Linked DNA regions of Mus musculus: region 2 is linked to region 1. Evidence: chromatin loops called from intact Hi-C (ENCODE). Cell type or tissue: heart. All regions are shown on one strand.

Region 1 (2,500 bases):
TGGTTCTTAGACATTGTGGGTCTTTAGTCTGAGACAGGCACACTGAGCAAGCAGGTTCTCTTCAAAGCTGGTCCCTACTGCCCACGTTATAAACCTTGAACCACCTTGGAGCACGCACATCAGCACTCTGCTCCCACTAATGATGGGTAGGTAGTACAGCCCTCAAAGGCAGAATTCAGTTAAGTTCTGGATCTCCGTGTTTTTAACTTTGGATCAGAAAACACCAAGTTGCCCTCAAGGAAGGCTGAACTGGCTTTGCCTCCTACTAGCAGGAAGTGATAGCTCTCATTTCACCACACCCTTGAAAAGAATAACAACACACACATTTGGTATCAACATTTAAGAAAAGAATGTTTGCAACTTGTCAGGGGAAAAGGCCGGGACTTGACATCGACTTGTGTCCATGACTACAGAAGAGGAGGTACGTCTCCTTGAGTCTACATTTCCATCTCCCTGTGTGCCTTGCCTGTTCAAGCCGTGGCCCAAATTTTCTCTCTCCATGGTTGGCTTAAAACGTTTGCCTTTTCTACTATATAAGCTGTAAATGTCTCTTACTGGTTTCTTACTGGGATGCTATTTTTACGTGTGAAGTTCTGGATTTTGCTCTCTGGTGTTACAAGCTTCTTTAAATGTTCTTCCAGGAATCGGTCCCCAAATCAAGTGCCCATTAGTCACTCAGCTGACAAGCAGAGGTGGAGTTAAAGACAGTGCCTGCCCTGCCGTCGAGAAGCAGCTCAAAGCCAGTTTAGACTAGAGAACAGACCTGATTCCCAAGAACCTTGAAAGTGTCCCTGAGCAGGTGTCCCCAGGTGACTGAGTTCAACCAGACACAGAAGCTGCATGGCTGCCCCACCCTCTACATGGAGGGCTGCCACACTGACGCTGACTCTGGACTCACTCAGTGAGACAAGGAACAGGACTTACTCCGAGAGGCTCAGTGAACAGCCAGCCAGCCTAGCACCGGAGTCAGTGTGTAAAGTCCTGGCCGGCAGCCGTTAGACTGTCCCAGAGAAGATGACCAGCATCACCAGACAGAACAGCTGGACCTGAACTACAGGCCAGAACTTAGATCTTTCCTGCAAGAACAGAAACCCCAAGACCCGGGGCACCTGCCCAGTACTGGGAATCCACAAGGATCGCTGGGGTCTCGCTGCCCTCCTCTGCACACAGAGAGCAGCATCTTTAGGTCCTTCATAGAGGTAGACACACTCCTGTAAAGGAGGCTCTAGCTGCCCAGCATCCAACAGGCCTCTGAGCCCTTCTGGGAATGCAGGGCTGCCTTCCTTACCCCTTGGGAACGCTCAGGCCCGATCTCCTTCTATGCACACCTCACGCCAACAAAAGGTTCTTTCCAAACAACTGGTCATACAAAAGAAAACTCTGAGGCCAACATCAAAAAGCACCCCCTGCCCCTCCTTGGGGCTGTCAAAGAGCATCAAGTGATAATTACCCACGCTCAGACTTCTGCAAAGTATTTTATAGCTTGTTTTCTTTTCTCTTTGTTTTATTTTCTCTACACAGATGGAAAAATGCACTGGGCAAAGTGGCTCACATCTGGATCTCTCAGGTCCACAAAGAGGTGTCACCCAACTCCCACCAGCCGTGGGCCCTGCCTCGGAGAGACACCCTAATCCCTGGGCCTTCCTGTTTATCTCCTGCTTCTCTCCCAGGCAAAAATATTGGGTATTAGTTTCATTATCAGATTTCAAGGCGGGAAGGAAAGGGCAGCTTTGTAAGAACAGAGGTCAACTCAGGAGAGATGGGGGTGGGGAAGCAGAGACCCTCCTGAGGGACCAGCTTGGCCCAGATCAAGGAGCCCCACACCACTGGAGTGACTTGGTAGTCTATCTAGGGGGTCCCCTGGTCTCTCATAAAGACTCTAAGCTGTGTGTCTGCTAGCTAGCATGTTGGGATGAGCCAGCCACATCCCCTATAGCTTCATCTCAGGCTCATGAGAAGCAATGGTGGGTAGGGAGCAAGGACTTCCCAACTCCACTCCTCAACCAGAAACCTGACAGGAAAGAGAAAGGGCACCAAGAACCAACTCCCATTTCCTTCCCCCACCTAAATGTCTTCTGTGTTAACTTCCAACTTTAAGCCATTTCGTTCATGTCTCCTGTCAACTGGAACATGCCTAGCCACTTGGCACCTGCAGCTGAGTTATAGTCAGCACACACACACACACACACACACAACTTCTCTGGAGAGACAGGATATACTTTCAACCACCCAAGTGGCTCCTCCTTTAACAGAGGAAATGGCCAGCCCTGAGGAGCAGACCCATCAGAATTCACATTGATCAAGTGGGCCAGATGCTCTTAATCAATTTTATTACTTCACTGGGGATGACATGGAGAAGCCCACAGCAAGCCTTGATTACAGTTTTTGTTGTACAATTGAGAGAAAGCTAACACTCAAGAAAGAAGACACACACATGCATGTATAGAATAGTGAACCGCGGATAATGGATTGGTGTGGGTGGGAGGAGTAACTGACTGGT
Region 2 (2,500 bases), 100 kb after region 1:
CCTCCTTTTTGACCCAGGCGTATTCACCAATGCCGGATTTGTCAGATTTCTCTTTCAGAAATTGAAACTCCATTAAAAATCGAGACGCCGGATCCTTAGTTAATTCAAAACTGCTCAATTTCACGAAACCCCGGAGCTAACAAAAACAAAACAAACAAACAAACGAACGAACAAAAAACCTGGTAGACTTCTTTTTTGGTCCAGGATTGAATTAGTTTAAAATAGTCACTGAGGTCTCCTTTGTAACCTGTAGATAGTAATTAATTGAAATCACATCACTCTCCTCTTGATAACACGAACACGCTGTTCAAACGGGGGGGGGGGAGGAGAGAAAAAAAATCAAACCATAAAAAGAGAATTGGAGGGTGCACGAGTGACATTTGCTTGGTACCCAACTGGTTCCAAGCTGCAAGGAGCTCTCTGCCTTCTCCCAAGGGATTCCTGGTTGTGGCTCTGGAACGTCCCCGGTCCCCAACCGCGCGCCCAGCTGCAGCCTTAGGAAAGGGGGATGGGGCGGAGGTGAACCCCAGGCACTAAGCAAACTGCGAGGAAGGCAGTGAATGTGTTTCCGTTTGGATCTGGGATTAGAAAGACCTGTCGGCAAATTTTCTCCAAACCACTCCCTCCACCCCCTGACCTCCCGGGCCACTTCTCCAGCCGCCTCTTGGTTTCGAAGTGGGTGAAAGGATGCAACACCGGGTGTCGGCAGAGCGGGCAGATGGCTCTGATCTCACCCCTCCCAGGTCCCATACGTCTCGGAACGCACGTCCCGAAGCAACTGTAAGGTCTCCGAAACCCACTATCCCGCGATGCTCGGACTCCTGGCTCCGTCGCTCGGGAGAACCCGCCGCTGCAAGGTCCAGGAGCTCCCCCCGCCCCACCGCGTCTCCACCCACCGCCCGCGGCGCCACGGCGCCCCACTCACCCACGCACTCGTTGGCCTCGCGGGCCGTGGCGCGCTGCCAGGGCCGGTCGTAGTGGAAGGGCTTGCAACGGTCGCATTCAGGGCCGGCCGTGTTGTGCCTACAGTCACACACCAGACTGTCGTCTCGGTCGCGCACGCAACGCGCCGCGTGGCCGTTGCACTTGCAGCGGCCGCCAACCTGCAGGTCAGACACTGCATAGTAATAGGAGTCGCGCGCCAGCTCCGAGTCGTCTTCGTTCTCGTCGCCGAACGTGTGCAGGCGGCTGAAAGCCACGCGGATGTCGGTGGCCGTGACCCAGTCCTGCAGCACCGGCGAGTTGTCGAAGTCGTGCGCCGAGGGCCGCCCGTCCAGCGTGCTGAAAGCGATCAGCCCGCCAGAGAGCGGGCGCATGTCGGTGTGCGAGTCGGTGCACACGGCCTCCTGCTCGTTCTGTTTGGTGATAGGCGCGCGGTGCGGCCGGTTGTACATTTTGCGGCACTGCGTGGAATAGAACTGGAAGGGCACCCACGTGCGCCCGTAGTCCATGGACTTGTAGATGGCCATGGACTCTGGCCGCGGCGAGCAGAATTGCAGGCTCACATAGGTCACCTCAAACTTCTTGCCGAGCGACAGAGTGAGCGTCACGTTGTGCGGGAACTGCAGGTAGTTCTCGGACTGCCAGCACGTCAGGTTGTGCGGGTTATTGAGGTCGGTGAGGAAGGCGGGCGGGTGCGCTTTCTTGGGATCCGAAGAGTTGCAGAGGTGACAGGAGCGCAGCCGCTCTTCACCACGCTCGCTCACCACGCAGTAGCGCGCCGGGGGCCGGCCGCAGGTGCTGGACACGCGCACGTCCTTGCCGAAGGCCGCGTTGACAAAGTCCGGGATGCAGCGGCGCGGGTGTCCATTCTCATCCGAGCAAGGATCAGGCTGCGCCGCCTGGCCGGCGAACATGCTAAGCCCGGGCCCGCCGCGCACCGCGCCCACCAGGCACGCCACCGCCGCCAGCGCCGCCAGCGCCTCCCACACAGCGCGCATCATGCTGTGGCCAGCTTGCCCCGGCCCCGCCGCGCCAAGGAGTCGGTTCGCCCGCCGCACCAGGCGCCTGCGGAGAGAGGGGAGCCGCGCTCAGCCAGCCAGCAGCCAGCCCGCCCCGCGCCCAACAGCCCTCGGTGGAGTGGCGGGCAAGTGCCCCGCTCCCCGGGGTACCAACCCCGAGACTGCCCACTTCCCTCCCCCAAAGTCCGGGGGACCCCGAGCGCAGGGGCTTCCAAACCTGAACCGCCCGCGCCCCTTCCTCCCGGCTTCCCCAGCCTCCCGGCCAACCGAAGAGCAAGCCCGCGCCCATCTGCCCATCCGCAGCTATGCCCATTCTCCTTGCTCCCTTAAGCCTCAGGCGCAGCAGGGCTCCAGATCCCCCAACCACGCACGGGCTCAGCGTCCTTTTCTCTTGCCACCTGGGGTCCTTCCTTTATAAATGCCCCCTCCCCAATCGCGTCCCCGCTGGGGATTCCGCGTAGGAGACTTTACCTCTAAGTGATGGCAAAAGAGAAAGAAAAGTTTGCCTGGCCCAAGCCGGGGAGCCCGCGCGCCGGACT

The links. A loop is a pair of places that touch in the nucleus more often than their neighbours do. Peaks named below come from ENCODE experiments on the same cell type or tissue, not always from the same donor. Only the 100,000 strongest peaks of a DNase experiment are listed, where the experiment ranks them.
Region 2: a loop joins it to region 1, with 2.0 times the contacts of the local background. A loop is called at or near these places in 2 of 42 quality-filtered maps.

Annotation. Positions count from the first base shown.
Region 1 is chr11:68,279,350-68,281,849 of GRCm38, forward strand. All of the region lies in intron 2 of Ntn1 (netrin 1), which reads right to left. Among named protein-coding and RNA genes, the nearest start is that of Mir6406, 60 kb to the left of the region's middle. In heart, no CTCF peak of the experiment used is centred here; a DNase peak (open chromatin) is centred at 1,032.
Region 2 is chr11:68,384,178-68,386,677 of GRCm38, forward strand. It overlaps Ntn1 (netrin 1), which reads right to left. Exons shown (of 7, transcript NM_008744.2): 1 at 2,433-2,500; 2 at 926-2,007. The coding sequence starts at 1,943. Among named protein-coding and RNA genes, the nearest start is that of Ntn1, 1.4 kb to the right of the region's middle. In heart, no CTCF peak of the experiment used is centred here; DNase peaks (open chromatin) are centred at 604, 854, 1,124 and 2,224; H3K4me3 peaks cover 2,500 bases; H3K27ac peaks cover 2,038 bases; H3K27me3 peaks cover 1,991 bases.